2 separate regions of the Homo sapiens genome follow, and region 2 is linked to region 1. Evidence: chromatin loops called from intact Hi-C (ENCODE). Cell type or tissue: GM12878. All regions are shown on one strand. Each heading gives the region's core, and the rest is flanking DNA. Links, peaks and the distances in the headings are about the cores only. Region 1 has its middle 69 kb from the start of UST. Region 2 has its middle 130 kb from the start of UST.

Region 1 (8,468 bases), core at 407-8,406:
CTTCAGCTGAGGGAACATGCCAGAGAAGGGACCAGCTGGCAACAGTCTGATGCCAACACTCCTGGAAGCTGGGAGAATGAGAGCTTCAGTCCTGGAGGCACATATTTGTGCAGCATACTGTGGCATCCATCACATCCATCTTGCCAGAATCCACACTCCTTCTATTTTATTTCCCTGCTTTCCTCAACATAAAGCTTCTACTTCATGATCCAAGGTGGTCTCTGAGAGGAGTGGAGATGATTACTCAATTCTCATGCAGGAAAAATAGAGAAGCTAATATGGATGCAGGTGAGGTTGTAATTTGGTGATGGGAATATGAGGAAGTTCAAGTCTGATGTCTTTCTTTTTGGAAGAGTATGAGTCAAGGTAGTTGGCTGAGATTTGAGGAAGGAAACCTGAGGAGAGAGATGTTATGAAATGCTCATCTCAGAGAGTGGAGGGGCGGCTTCCTGGAGAACCACAGATGACTGCTGGGCATCATTGACAGACATTTTGGGATTTGTGGTCATTAATTTAAAAAAGGAAACCAAGTAATCCACATGTGCAAACAGCAGAAACCCATTTTAGCTATCTTAAGAACAAAATGGAATTTAGTGGAAGGATTAGATAGTAAAAAGAGGTTGGTCCAGACACCACTACTTTCACATAACAAATGAATGCCAAGAGTACTCACTGGCCTTGCTAGAGTCACAAAACATTAAGACTTCAGGAGAGAGTATCTGCTTGGCAGAGCATGGCCCTTATGGGAGGGAAAAGAAAGGCTCTGGCAAGAAAGCAGTTCATCTTTCTGAGCAAGGCACAATGGGAGATTCTCTTAAAGGCAAAATTTTAGTGCTGCTGGTTGGTGACAGATGTGGGGACTAGGGATACAGAAAGCAAATCCTAGCAATTCCCCACAACAAGCTCCCAGCAGTCTATCGTCTATAGTCAGGCATATCCATAGCTCACTTTCCCTAACTTAGCAAGTCAAAGAAGAAAAGCAAGGACACCAAACACAGGAACAAATGATCAATAACACAATTTTTCTGTTTAGGGACATTTTCATAAGTGCTTACAGAGAGCTTTATGGAGGAATCCAACAATATATGTCAAAAGCCATTTAAAAGTACATACCATTTGACCTAGCTGTCTAAAAATGGAGAAAAGGAGCAAAGTGTTTTTATGTTCTTTCAATTTGGTTTAGGGGTGGTCATATTTATGTTTAAGTCTTCAGGGATTAAAGAAAAGTCACAAATGAAGATATTTTTGTTATGCCCCACAGTAAGAAAATCACCTTTAGCACTGAGCTGTGGTAATAGGCCAACTATGCTTTGTGTTAATTCATTTTTATTTTTAAACAAGGCAGAATTTGCTTTAGGAGGTACTTTCCTTTTAGCAGGTCTGTTCATCGAGATCACACTGTGTGATCTATACCTTACCATTTTATCCACCTTATAAATGGCAAATGGTGAGGATGATGAGAATGTGGATACACTGAGCAGAGTATACCAGAAAAAAAAAATCCACTGACTAATAGTTGGTGACAAACATGATTAGAATATACGACATGGTTTCCTGTTAATTCTACCATTTCAGCATCTGCTATGTGTCCTTACTGGAGCTGGTCCAGGGAAGGTGGAAGACACAAAGACAAAATAGATACAGTTTCTAGTCTAATGATTTCATAATTTAGTGGAAAGAACCTGTTCTTTTTCAGAGGACCTCAGCTGTTGGGCTCCTCTTTCCTTTGGCTTTGCCTATGCACGTGATGTCTAGAACTTCAGCAGCCATGTTGTGATAGTGAGGCTGCAGTTATGAGAACAAAAAGTCCTGTAAGAATGAATAAGCAGAAATATAGAAAGAGTCTGGCTCCCTGATGACATTATTCAGCTGCTTGCATCAACACTGAGGCCACTGACCCTTTATGAAAACAACAAATGTCATTATGATTAAGAATAGGTCTTCATTTTCTTACAGCTCAAAGTGTTCCTCAAGGTTACACATGAAATACTGGAAGGCTAGAAATTTTTAAATCTGAGGATCTAGTTTAAAATTTTACATTAGGTTTAACTTTTCCCAATAGTAACTTGCAAACGTTTTAAATCATTTCCTTCAACTCCCGTGACACCATTTTTGTTGCAGAAAGCCTTTTTCTCACGTGGGTACATTATATCCGAAAAGATACTGAGGGTGGTGCTTTTCCTATGATAAGTTCAGTATTCCCACTGATCTGCAGGGATACATCCAAGCGGATGCTTGAAACAAACGATAGTACCTGTATTAGTTAGGGCTGTCTAAAGGGATAGAACTAATAGGATCGATGTGTATATATATAAAGGGAAGTTTATTAAGGAGTATTGAGTCACACCATCACAAGGTGAGGTCCCACAATAGGCCGTCTGCAAGCTGAGGAGCAAGGAAGCCAGTCCAAGTCCCAAAGCTGAAGAACTTGGAGTCTGATGTTCGAGGGCAGGAAGTATCCAGCATAGGAGAAAGATGTAGGCCAGATGACTAAACCAGTCTAGTCTCTCCACGTTCTTCTGCCTGCTTTTATTCTGGCTGCACTGGCAGCTGATGAGATGGTGCCCACCCAGGTTGGGGGTGGGTCTGCCTTTCTCAGTCCACTGACTCAAATAGTAATCTCCTTTGGCAACACCCTCACAGACACACCCAGGAATAATACTTTGCATCTTTCAATCCAATCAAGTTGACACTCAATATTAACCATCACAGTACGAAATCCTGTTTACACCGTTTTTTCCTATACATACCTAATGTAAAGTTTAATTAATAAATTAAGCAAGCAAAATATTAACAATAATAACTAATAATAAAATAGAACAATATACCATAATAAAAGTTATGTGAATGTGGGCCGGGCATGGTGGCTCATGCCTGTAATCCCAGCACTTTGGGAGGCTGAGGCAGGTGGATCACCTGAGGTCAGGAGTTTGAGACCAGCCTGGCCAACATGGTGAAATCCTGCCTCTACTAAAAATAAAAAAAATTAGCCGGGCATGGTGGTGGGCACCTGTAATCCCAGTCACTCGGGAAGCTGAGGCAGGAGAATCTCTTGAACCCAAGAGGCAGAGGTTGCAGTGACCTGAGATGGTGCCACTGCACTCCAGCCTGGGTGACAAAGAGAGACTCCATCTCAAATAAATAAAATAAAATAAAACAAAATAAAATAAAATAAAGTTATGTGACTATGGTCTCTCTTTCTCTCTCAAAATATCTTACTGCACTGTAATCATCAATCTCCAGACCACAGGTGACCATGGATAATTGAAACAAAAACTACAAATAAGGGGAGGAAATATCAGTAAGGGTAAAACGAATCTAGCCAGAAGGCAAAGTTGGAGATTTTTCTCTCTGCTATTAGGTAGATAGATATATTTTCAGCACTATCCTCAGAATAAATTAATTAAAAGACTATGCTAAATGTTTTCAAGTCTGGTTCTGAAATAACTCCTTCAATTAGAGGTTATTTTTAGCTTCCTTTTTCTAAACTTAAATGAAGAACTTTTACATTTTTCTGGCGTTTCAGACTATTCTGTTTCTGTAGCTGCCATTTAAAGGTAGATCAGAAGAGAGGTAGACGGAGACTGAAATTCCTAATTTCACTTCCTCTTTTTGGTTTTCAAATTAATGAGTTGTGTACGACTGGGTGCGTGGGAAAGCATGCACAGGCCAGTGTCTTCCTTGGTTGTGTGATATCTCACACTTGCCCATGTCATGCGGCAGCATAATTTTCCATTAATGATCTGATTTGGCCCATGTGAACTTCACCTCCTACCCACATTCATAGCAGCTTTTGCTTGGGAAGGCTTTGCATTTTCTTCATGACTGGAGGTCACAATACTAAAAAATCCGTAGGAAAATAAAGTAATGGGCCTGCTAATATGTTTAATGGCTTTAATAGCATTGAAAACTAATATGCTTAATGCTCATTTCATTCATAGTTGCCCTTGGCATGATGGATGGCAAGATTGTGCATTTATGCAGAGGCAAAAAATGGCCCAAATGTCACTGTGAGTGTGATGCAGGAGAGTGAGAGAGAAATGTTACGGCAGCATTATGAAATCTCAACTCCAATCCATCTTCACAGGAAATAATTACATTAGGTGAGAAAAGGGGCAGCCAACCATGAGGCTGGTGCTAGCTTAAAGGAATTTGGTTCATTTGTTGAAAAGCAGAAATTCTGAAAGCCTGTGCTGAGTGAATTATCTTGAGAGCAAGACCCATAATAGCATAGAAAGAGGAAGTTCTGAGACATGACAAATTCTGAATTGGGGAGATCACCTTTTCTTTCACAGCTTTCTTCCTAGTTCTATGGTTACATTATGGGCTGTGTTCTAGAGCTTTCCAGCCTTGCCCTCTTTGGTCTATATCGCATTCCTTAGGGCACTATTCGTCGTAGGTAAGTGGATTAATTAATTCGGGTCACTACATCAGTATGTCGTGAACTGGTCCTACACAAAGATGTTTTAGATGAGGCTCTCTGGAGAAAAACCTCAAGGGTCATCAGCAATTGGGAATCTCAGTAATACTGTGGCCCTGGCAGGGCTCTCAAGCATTTGCCCATGCCATCTGGACATGGGGCTGGTGCTGGAGAGACAGCACTAGCATTCTGAACTGTGAAGATAAAATTTGCTGGGACGATGAACCTCTTTAGTAGATTCCACTGCCTCAGCTTTCCAAGGGCCATAGGAGAGGACAGTATTAGTCTTTCCTCTTCCCTCAGGGGCCCAAACACCATCAGGGGCCTAGACAGGAGAGGGGGCTACAAAAGAGGAAGTCCTCAGAATTAGAAGCAAGCTGTGGGTACCGTGAAACCCTTTCCTCACTGATAGTGAACATCCATGTGGACACGCAATGGCCAATGACTGGGTCTAGAGACATTGACTTGCTCACCAAGTGACAGCATCTAAAGTGGCTATGACTCCTCATCATGGTCTTACTCGGTGATATGGTTTGGCTGTGTCCCCACCCAAATCTCATCTTGAATTGTAGCTCCCATAATTCCCACATGTCGTGGGAGAGACGTGGTGGGATGTAATTGAATCATGGGGGCAGGTCTTTCCAGTGCTGTTCTCATGATAGTGCATAAGTCTCATGAGATCTGATGGTGTTATAAAGGGGAGTTCCTTTGCACATGTTCTCTTGCCTGCCACCATGTAAGACATGCCTTTGTTTCTACTTTGCCTTCTGCCATGATTGTGAGGCCTCCCCAGCCATGTGGAACTGTGAGTCCATTAAACCTCTCTCCTTTATAAATTACCCAATGTCAGGTATGCCTTTATTAGCAGCATGATAATGGACTAATACACTCAGCCTTACAAGGTCCTGCCTTTCCCATCAACTCATACAGGGGCTTGTGATGCTTACTGCAGAGGAGAACTTTTAAACAATATCTCTTTAGGATAAGTAACAGTAATGTGACCACTGGGGTTTTTGAAAGATTCCATTCTAAGCCAAGGCTTATAGGGCATAATGCTTTACTATTCTAAATTTTCACCACAATTTTAGTGTAGCCGTAGCATCTAAGCATTTGTGTTTACTAACAGCTGCTCACCCCCAGGTCTTAAACAAAGCATTCTGTATGAGTTCAAGTTTTTGAGGATCCTTAGGACTTTACTTGGTGACAGGCAATTCAGTAATTTTAAAGGTTAAGGGGATGGGCATGGTGGCTCATGCCTGTAATCCCACCACTTTGGGAGGCTGAGGCAGCAGATTGCTTGAGGTCAGGAGTTGGAGACCAGCTTGGCTAACATGGTGAAACCCCATCTGTACTAAAAAGACAAAAAAATAGCGGGGCATAGTGGTGCACGCCTGTAGTCCTAGCTACTCAGGAGGCTGAGGCAGGAGAATCGCTTGAACTCGGGAGGCAGAGGTTACAGTGAGCCAACATAGCACGACTGCCTGGGTGACAGAGCGAGACCCAGTCTCAAAAAAAAAAAAAAAAAAGTTAAGGAATAAAGAAAATGACAGTTAGTGAGTCTTCTTAATTGTTCTGGATATTCTGAAGACAGCCTAGCTACCAAAGCGTCCTGAAGCCCAGTTATTTTATTGATTGCCCCACCTCACCTAAATAATTGATTTTATAATTTACATTTGATTCCATCATATTTGAGCTTTTCCCCTGGAACAAATTTATAAGGTAAACTCTCCCAGATGAAAATAAAATTTCATTTACCAACTTTGACTTCTAAATGGTTTATTGATACCCTTCATTCATCTCTCAATTTAGAAGATCTATTTAAAAGGAAAGATAAATATAAATTACAGCATGGATAGTAATCTTTTCTTTCAGCAATTACTAAGTGGAATTTCATTTTGTTGACATCTAGGAAAGAAGTCATCCCTCAAATTGCAATTTAGTAATACTCCTCCCTTTCTTGAAATGAAGGAGCAGCTCAAATTTGGCTTAATGGTCCCTATTTTCTGGCCCCTATAGTTACTAATTCACATGTTTGAGGTTACAGTTGCATAGACCAAAAATTTAGAAAGGAATTCTCCATGATCAAAAATATGTAATTTAGTGGAAGGTTCAGAGCCACGTTAAGGGCAGCAGTTGTTTCTTTAGGTATCAAACACAAGCACCCTGTTTAGCAATGCCATAACAAAGCATAAGCAGTTAAAGTGGAAAGACGAATGGGTAAAACTTTACCAGTCAAACTACATTTTTAAAAGAATCTTTTAAAAAGGGGCTGAGTGTGGTAGCTCATGCCTGTAATCCCAGCACTTTGGAAGACTAAGGCGGTAGGATCACTTGAGGCCCAGAGTTTGAGACCAGACTGAGCAACATAGACCCCATTGTTACCAAAAAAAAAAATAAATAAATAAAAAATTAGTCAAGCGTGGCACATTATCTGTAGTCAGAAGTCTAAAGCTGGAGGATCACTTTGGCCCAGGAGTCCAAGGCTTCAGTAAGCTGTGATTGCACCATTACACTCCAGCCTGAACAACAGAACACGACCCTCTCTCAAAAAAAAAAAAAAAAAGTATGTGGAAGTACTATGTATCCAATATTTCATTCTCTCAACTGCCATTTGAAATAGGCATTGGTAATTCCATTTTACAGACGAGAAAACAAGACTCAGATTGTTTAAGTAACAATCTAAGTCTTTCCCAAGGACGCAGAATCGTGAGTGGTAGGTCTGGAACTGAAGTTCTAGCAAGCTCAAGCTCACTGTCTTCCCCCTACATGATGTGTCTGTGCATAGGACAACTATAGTAAAATCAACCAAGACAATTATCTCTTTGTCATGAATATATTATTAAATTAAGGGCAGAAAAGTTATCAGCAGCTTCTACTTGAAGAGAATCTGCTTTGCCTGATCTGTCCTTCATCTGTATTCTTCTATCTTCTCTCCTTTACCTTGCCATCACCATATAAGACATGTATCTGTGGCTTAGAATCAAGTTCTTGCAGGAAGACAATATCCTTGGCCACAGAATTTACACCAAAATATTAACAGTGGTTGTGTCTGAAATAGGGTAAATTTATTCCTTCTTGCTATATTTGTATATTTCATAATAAAAGTACACTTGTAAAAATAAGGTCTTAAATGTACATTTCTAAATTTATCTTCTTAAAAAATTTTAAAATTGACAAATAAAAATTGTATACATTATGGGGTATGACATGATGTTTTGATATATGTGTACATTGTAGAATGGCTAAATCAAGCTATTGAACATATCCATTTCCTCACATATTTATCATTTTTTTGGTGGTGAAGGCGTTCACTTTTCAAGTATGCAATGCATTATTAGCTACAGTCACCATGTTGCACAACAGATCTCTTGAACTTATTCCTCCTGTCTAACTGAAATTTTATACCCTTTTACCAACATCTCTTTGATTCCCCCCTAATGTTTTAAGTTAAAACTATGACTTTAACATGGAAAAAATAAAGAATTAAATGAACTATTGCCATCTAACAATATTTTGGTGAAATCCACCAGCTATAAAAGCCCAACTTATAAACATCCCAAAATGCCAACAATCAGAATGAATTTAGCTGTCATCACTTACTTGCTTTAATTTTCTTCACAGTTTTTTAATGTACTTCCATGTGTCTTATGGGGACATGTGACCGATATTAGGTCACTTGTCCTCATGCCTCATTCTCTAGGAATCAAGGACTTGTCTTGCTTTAATTTTGCTGGCTTTAGCCTTGCTACTCTTCCCAGTCCTTCATCCGCCGCCAAGGTTTCCCCAGGACAGCGATGGTTTGACTTTGTTTATTCCTGCTGTTACGCATCAGGCCAGAATATGCTCAGGAGCTACAGAATTGTTTATTTAAACACACACACGTGCGTGCACACACACGTGCATACACACACATGCACACACAGGCTCACGTGCACACAAGCACACACGTGGACACACACACACACAGGCACATGTGAACGTACACACGTGTGTGCAAGCACACATGCGTGCATGGACACACACCACGCACACACACACTCGCACACAC
Region 2 (8,468 bases), core at 242-8,241, 58 kb before region 1:
CAACTTTCTGTAGCAGTGCTTTGAGAAGTGATGAAGCAGAGAGGGGAAGGTAGGAACCTGCAGAAGGAGGAGGAGAAAAACGGGGCTTAGGAGCAGATGTGCTGCTTTATTCCTGTGAAAAGTGTTGCTTTTTAGAAACCATCTTGTCTATAAAGTAGTTTCTAAGGGAAAAACACATCTTTGAATTACAGTTGAAGTGCTGGCATTCTGCTTTAGGAACTTTATGCTAATGGTTTCATTAAATAATTATCCATAATAATAGATTCATTTCATGTTTGATTAATTATTAAAGAAATGAAGTAACATCCAGTTACAGAACCCACTAATAACCTTTATAAATATTGCAAGTTGCAAACTTTCTGGGAGAAGTGGCCATTTAAAATTTTTCTTTCTTTTTTTCCTTCATATGGCTTTCACAATACAAATGATAGTACCGAAGAAATATTGACAGTATGACCAACAACTTGGCTTTACTTCCAAGGATCATAACTGATCATCAGAGGTTATGCAATGAATGGCACTTGAGAGAGGGAAAATCCAAAGGAGGAAATCTGAGTTCTTCGGCCAGATGTTCCATTTGTTCCCATCAGGCCCCTTTCTCCATCCCCCTCCCCTGACTGTGATCAGGGGTTCATTGCAGGCAGCTGCATTATCCTTCAATACACGAGCAAGTGAATATCCTTCAAACCTCAGAGTGATGAATATCTTGTCCAGTTACAAAGGGGTTTGTCCCTTGCTTTAAAGTGAGAATCCAAACTTTGAAGTTTATTACAAACTTTATTGGAAAAACTGAGTAACAACATACTGTTCAATGTCACAGTTTTTTTAAAAAAGAATATAGGCGTCTTGAAAAAGAGGCAATGATAAACACATTTAACCTGTTGGTGCCTACTGAGCTGTAAGTCAAGCCATGAAATCTCAGGACCCTGGGAGCCTGTGAAGGATGTCTGGAATCACATTCTGGCTACATCACAAATTAAGTATTGACTTAAGGTGATTATTTAATATCTCTAAGCCTCAGTTCCTTATCTGCCAAAAAAAAAAGGAGAGCGATATATCATTTCTCAGGGTTATCATGGAAATTAAAATAGATATTTTGTTTAAAAAAATGTTTACTGCAATGACTAGCACACAGGAAGCCTAATAATAATTTGTTGGTAGACACACTGCAAACTGTTGACCACAGATATGACCACGCATTCCTGTTCATCTGAACCACATTCAGTAACCTATGTTATGTAATCCAAACAGCGAGATGCGCTGTTTATATAAACAGCTGACTTCTTCTCTCTCCTGGAGGCCACCCCATGGCAATCATATCACAATCTTCCCTGGGGCTGGGCCAGTGACCCAGGAAGGGGATGATTTGATTCACCTGCTGGAAAGGAGGCAAGTTTTGTCCTTTTTGTTTTCAGTTTTTCTCTGTCTTTTGCCACTTTGCAGTTCATTTCCTTTCATCCTGGCTTATCTCCTTTATCTATCTTTCCTCTTTCGGTCTAATCCATTCATTACCCTCTAATTTCCTAATTATGGCTTGTAAGCATAAGAATAGTACTAAGGACACCCCTGTTTTAGAGGAAAAAACTATCAATGTAACAAAACCCTGTGCCATCATCATAAATTCTTCAAAAGGGCCAAGCTAATCTCTCTGGATTATTGCCAAAGTCTCCATCTCTTGTCCCCCTTCCCCTAATCTCTCTCTTTTTTTCCTAATTAATAAACTTTTCTCTTCAAATATCAATATGCAAGGTAAAATAAAACATTTAAAACCTAATTCATTAAAGCATTATTGGGTTTATTCTCTGTTTTATCTATTTATTCTGAAGCTTTCATCCTTTGATTCAGTAAAACCACAGTGGGAACTAAAGGGTCAAGGGAACATCACTATGCTGCAGGCATTGACCCGAGCCAGCTCAAGGAACTCAGTCTTGTTGGAAAGGCGGTGACAATGCAGAATGACATGTTCTTTAGTTCTTTAGTAGAAATTAGCGCTGGCAAGTAGCGAAGGTCTAGTGGATGCCAGGTGTGGTGGGTTATTACTTTCTCTTTTAAGAAAAGTATTTTCAAAGTCTCCTTTGAGATAGGTTTGTGGATTAGAAACCATATGTGAAATATGAGCTGCATTACAGAAATGGTAGATAGTTTAGCAGCTGGCTGGCTAACTAGACCCAAAGGATATTAATGAATAGTCAGGTTAACCTAAATGGATTCCTAGTGGTGGACCACAGGACTCTGAGGCCTTGTCTTATGCATCTTTTGTATCAGTGGTTTAAATAAAGCCAGAAAAGACATACTCATAAATGTATACAGAAGTTACACACCTGCCAGAAACGGCTAATTCAAAAGGTGATGGAATCAGGACTTAAAGTGATCTCAGGATGTTGAGACATTGCATCAAAATAAATCAGATCCAATTTAAAAGGAAGGAGGGCCCCATTTATGATTGCACTGTTGTGAATATTATTATTTGTGCGATGTATATGAATTTCTTTTCCTGCAGCCAAGGGATCCCAAACTAAGGCAACTGATAAAATGTAATAACATTTGTGCTAGTTAATGTGGGTTTCTTTTCTTGCAACCAAGGGATTCCAAATTTAAGACAACTGATAACATCAACTGCTCAGGGGCCTAATCTCAGGGGAACTGCAGAGCTACGAGGGAGGGGCTTGGGGGAGCAGGTTTGGACTCTAGGTCCTGGTCTGTTCTCATCACAGCTTAGGCAAGGGCAGTGTGCTAATTAATTTTGTTTTAAGTAAAAAAGTGACATAAATAAAATTCAAAACCAGAAAAGAACATATGTTGACTATCATACTTACAAATTCCAGAGAAAAACCCACTTCTGTCATAGCTGGAGCCAAGTGCTCAGTGCAGGCAGGAATCTGCCTCTCTCAATCTCTTGACTTTCATTTCCTGCATTAGTCTTTCTTAGATAGGTTCTTACCAAATGGTAGCAAGCATAGCCCTCACCTGCGATGTACATTCTATTAACTTAGCAGAACCAGAGCCCCATCAGAATAAAAATCCCTTTCTTATTAGTTCCAGCAGAGTCCTAGAGTGGGGTCTCATTCACCTGGCTTGGCTCACATCCCTGAACCAATTGGGGTGAGTGGCCTCACACAGGCCATGTGCCCACTCCTGGTTTGGAGGGTGTAGCGGAAGCAGATGGGATTATATCTATCTAAGCCCCATAAGGTAGGTTTCCACATGAATGAGGAATCCTATGAATAGAAAGGGAGAAAAATGGATACTAGACCGGCAAGTATAACAGGTGTCCACCATGGAGGGAATATTCCCATTTTCATGATACTAATGTGAGAAATGGTTAGAAGAGCTATAAAAGATGTCCACCATGGAGGGAATGTTCCTATTTTCATGAAACTAATTAAGAAGACTGGGTGAAAAATGGTGAGAAGAGCTACAGATGAGAAAATGAAGAGGCAGCGTGAGAGCAGCTTTGTGGCATGTGAGATCACATGCCTCATCTATGGTGAGGGTTAGCTGCAGAATGGGATGAGGCTTGAGGAGGAAATAAAAACAAGGAGCTCAAGACAGTGTTCACAAGAAGGACCCACCCCTATCATGTGGTGCTCAGAACATGCTTTGGAATTGGACAAAGTGGCTCAAAGGGTCAGTGGTGGATTACAGAGGAACAGTGGATAAGTCATGGATGAAAAGGAGAAATAAAAGGCAGAAGAATCAAAGTATAATTACACATGCTGGTTTGCTCAATAAATCCAAACATATTCAAGTACTGCCTGTAAGAGTGAAGAGTTCTTTGTATGGAAGAGGGCACTGACTTTTGGTTTTTTTATATTCAGAGGACAGAAATGAGCACTGGGTAGAAGATTCCAGAAGGCCAACTTTAGTTCAGTATATAAAAAAACTTTAAAATAACTCAAATTGTCCAACAACGGCTCAAGCATTGAGCAAGCTCTCCCCAAAGAGCAGAATGGAACAGGAATTCTCATTGATGAAGAACCTCTCCCTGGGTGAGAAGCTGAGTGAGACAGCCACCAAGATATCTATTTTATCTTTAAAGTCCTCAAGGTCCTCTCGTTCTTTAATGTTTACATGATATGCCAGTCATCCGATGCTCTACCTGGACAGCCTCATTGGAATCTGGCTACTTCAACCTTCTTGTTGCTGGAAAGGCCTAGGTAGCTTCTGTGCAGTTGTTTTGTGTTTCTTGACTGAAGTTTAAGCACGAAGAAGTCTCAGATATGCACCCTGTGGCCTGATCTGGAGGTTTCTATTTACAAACACTTCGATCGCATTATGACTGGGTGAAGCTGATTAAGAGGAAGGGAGAACAAGTTTATGTTCTGCAATGAGCAAATCTGGCGAGCCTGCAAAATTTTGTAATGAATGTTTCTTTAAACCACTTTATGGTCTCTGAATGATGATAATGATGATGATAATGATTATAATGTCAATTTATTCCATGCTTACTCCTACCAATAGCTAACATTTATTGCTATTACTAAAATAGCTGACAGCAAGTACCAGAAACAATTCTAAGTACTTTACATGTATTTTCTCATTTAATACTCACAAGATCCCTATGAGGCAGGTACTGTAATTACTGTCATCTCATCTATATTAGAGATGAGCAGATGAAGGCACAGAGTCTAATAACTTGCCCAGGGTCATAGAGTTGTAAGTAGCAATACTGGGATGTGCCACAAATGTTTTCATAAATGTTATCTTCTTTAGATTATACAACAGCCCTATGAAGAAGGTATAAATAGTTCCATTTTGTAAATGATGAAAATGGATACCAATAAATTTCTTGCCCAAGGTCCCATCACTCAGCTGGCAAGTAGTGAATCAGAATTCGAGTCAATCTGCCTGTAAAACTTGTGTTTGACTGCCTCCCATATCCCCAAATTCAGAACATTAAATGCACCTTCTAAAGTGGTTCTGGCCTCTGGTGTGAACTCTTTCTTCTTTGGGGAAGATTCTGCCACACTGTCCTCTCTGGAGCATAGCTGGTGGCATCAAGTGCCCATGGAGCTCTTCCTGGGTTCCAGAGAGTGGCAAGGAAATCCTCAGACTTTCTCTCCTGCTCTGTCTCAAGACTGAACTTCCTTGGGAGATACCACAGTTCTCTGACCCCTGGTCTCTGGGTTTTCAGGTAGTCTCCCAAGAGTGGTGTTTCTTCACTTTTCTACTGCCAAGGACCATTAGAAGGAGCCAAGGGTCATTGCCCAGGTGACATGTCCCGTTTTCCTAGAACACACATTTATGTAGCAGTTGATAAGAATTTAGAGAAAGGAGTGAAAGGCCAGCAACCATGACTTATCTTGCTAGAGTGTCTTATGCCTTATGGCAAATCTGCTACATTTTCCATCCTCTTCAGGAGAAAATGAAGCAACTGGCTACCCAGGGGCCTCCAAATCTTTATAATTAATCTTTTGGTGGCCCTGAGTAGTGAGCCATGTTCTATCGATCAAGAATCAAGAAACAAAATAAACTCCATAAATTCTCATGAATGATGTATATGACATCAGGAGAAATATATTTATACATATAGGATCTCGATTAAAGTATGTGTTGAGAATCTGTCTGCCTGTTTCTTTCTTTCCTCTTTCTTTCTTTCTTTCTCTCTTTCTTTCTCTTTCTCTCTTTCTTTCTTTCCTCCCTTCTTTCTTTCTTTTGAGACAGAATTTTGCTCTTGTTGCCTAGGCTGCAGTGCAATGGCACAATCTCAGCTCATTGTAACCTTCACCTCCCACGTTTAAGCAATTCTCCTGCCTCAGCCTCCCAAGCAGCTGGGATTACAGGCGTGTGCCACCATGCCCAGCTAATTTTGTATTTTTAGTAGAAACAGGGTTTCACCATGTTGGTCAGGTTGGTCTACAACTCCTGACCTCAAGTGATCCACTTGTCTCGGCCTCCTACACTGCTAGGATTACAGGTGTGAGCCACCGTGCCTGACCTCTTTATTATTTCTTACTCCATGTTTTAGTCTACACTTCATAAAGGTTATTGAGCTGAATGCAGTGACTTTTCCCAGTGACCATCCTGGAAACAGTTCTAAAATGCTGATCATGACCTGGGTTCTGGGTGGGAAGATCATCCCTGAAATGTGCCAGGGAAAGAAGGTCCCGAGTCCCATCAGCCTAGGAAATGGCCCTGTCAGTGTGAAGAGGGCCAAGGTCATGACTAGGAAGGCAAACAAGCTAGGAGGGTAAGAATAGAACAGAAATAATTAGAAATGAGCTCAACAATAAGATCCCTAATAGATTTGCCAAAAACATGTAACATCAGCTGCATTTTGTATTTGCATTTGTTTCCATACTATAATTTTCATCAAGGTAGGAAGAAAAGAAACCTTATGAGCTCTTTGTAATAGCTGTTCTCCTGTACCACCTCTACTCAGATGATAACATTTCTGCCCAGGCTCACTTCTCCTGGCAAACAAATTTCTCAAAATAAAACTCAGTTCAAAATTTCAAGATGATGGCACAAACAAATGTATAAGAATTTAGAGACTCACATATCATCTTAGCTCGTTATTGTTGTTGTACAAAGTCGAATGAACTGTGTATGTTGTTGTTATCAACTTAATTCATCTTGGCTGCTGCTTTCACGGGGCTGTCCAGGTCTCCGAGGCATTACCCATTATATTACTTCTGAGGTCTGGCCAAGGAATTCAGAGAGCACAGAATGCTCATTATTTGGTCCCTGGTGTCTGAAAAAGTGTTCTTCAGAATCATGAAGGAAGAGAGCTCAAAGACCTGCCTGGTTGTCATTTATCTAGAATTAGTAACCAACAGGAAGAGTCTCATAGACCCGGCGATGTTATAGAGAAGTTTGCCAGATTAGCTGAGAGATGAACAATACGTCATTAGCTTAATCTCACTCTGAATAACTTGACTTTTTGGTTAGAATCCTTTGACACTTGTTTTTTTTCAATATTTAACTCAAAGGGCCTAAAGCATTCTTTTCTGCTTACAGGAGATGTGTTGTTGGTATTTTTGGTGGCATAGCATAATGGGAAGAAATCGGCCGGGAGCGGTGGCTCACGCCTGTAATCCCAGCACTTTGGGAGGCTGAGGTGGGTGGATCACGAGGTCAGGAGATCGAGACCATCTTGGCTATCACGGTGAAACCCTCTCTCTACTAAAAATACAAAAAATTAGCCGGGCGCGGTGGCGGGCGCCTGTAGTCCCAGCTACTCGGGAGGCTGAGGCAGGAGAATGGTGTGAACCCAGGAGGCGGAGCTTGCAGTGAGCCGAGATAGCGCCACCGCAGTCCGGCCTGGGAGAAAGAGCGAGACTCCGTCTCAAAAAAAAAAAAAAAAAAAAAAAAAAAAAAAGAAAGAAAAGAAATCAGCTAATTCATGACTCAAAAACATAGAAGCTGTTTGAGGAACATGAATCTGAAATTTCTCATGAAGCTTCTTTCTTGCCTGTGTTCTCTTCCGTGGAGATATCGGCTCTACTGTATACAAGCAATCTTATTCCCTTCATGTCACCCCGTCCAAACTTAATTCACATGCCTCATCTGTGGTGAGGGGGTTAGCTGCAGAGTGGGATGAGGCTTGAGGAGGAAATAAAAACAAGGAGCTCAAGACAGTGTTCACAAGAAGGACCCACCCCTATCATGTGGTGCTCAGGACATGCTTTGGAACTGGACAAAGTGGCTCAAAGGGTCAGTGGTGGATTACAGAGGAACAGTGGATGAGTCATGGATGAAAAGGAGAAATAAAAGGCAGAAGAGTCAAAATGTAATTACACATGCAGATTTGCTCAATAAATCCAAACATATTCAAGTACTGTCTGTATGCTTGCTGCCATGCTCAAAGGTCTGTCGTAACATTGCCCTAGGGAATTTAAATGACATGTAGACTTCCAAGTAGCTCCAGATAATTCTGATTCTGCAGGTCAGGGGAGAAGTCCAGCATTTTCTATAATACCCATATGACTCTGATGTAGACAGTCAGTGAGGCATCCTTCACAGTGCTATTTTAGGCACCATTAGGGGTTTGTGTTACCCATACTAGGTTTAGGGTAGAAAAAAATGATTTGATCATCCTATTTGTGTGTGTGTGACTTGGTAATAAAGCTTACTATTTGATACATGATTATCTTATAGTGCCTTTTTTTTGTAATCATGGCAAAATATTCTCAGATAACTTAGTTTCAAAAACCATGGAAAATAAGTACTTTTACATAAATTAACTAATTTGGAAATGCATATGAGAAAGATTGTGTAACACAAGGAATTAGAGAAGCCAGAATGTGGTGGTGATGGGGAATATTTGGGGAAGCGTGAGCTTGATGAGTATCAGGCCATGCCTGCACACAGAAGGGTGCCAGGGGCAGGTGGAGGGGTCAGTAACTGCTTAGGAGTGAATATGCTCTGATTTATTCTGAGGTAAAGCAGAAACCCCAAATCTCTTTTTTTTTTTTGAGAGAGAGAGTCTCACTCTGTTGCTCAGGCTGGAGTACAGTGGCGTGATC

What was found. A loop is a pair of places that touch in the nucleus more often than their neighbours do. Peaks named below come from ENCODE experiments on the same cell type or tissue, not always from the same donor. Only the 100,000 strongest peaks of a DNase experiment are listed, where the experiment ranks them.
Region 2: a loop joins it to region 1, with 2.9 times the contacts of the local background. A loop is called at or near these places in 3 of 110 quality-filtered maps.

Annotation. Positions count from the first base shown.
Region 1 is chr6:148,674,088-148,682,555 of GRCh38, forward strand. No RefSeq gene overlaps it. Among named protein-coding and RNA genes, the nearest start is that of UST, 69 kb to the right of the region's middle. In GM12878, for the core only: no CTCF peak of the experiment used is centred there; DNase peaks (open chromatin) are centred at 3,584 and 4,144; H3K27ac peaks cover 2,053 bases.
Region 2 is chr6:148,616,508-148,624,975 of GRCh38, forward strand. No RefSeq gene overlaps it. Among named protein-coding and RNA genes, the nearest start is that of UST, 130 kb to the right of the region's middle. In GM12878, for the core only: no CTCF peak of the experiment used is centred there; a DNase peak (open chromatin) is centred at 4,264.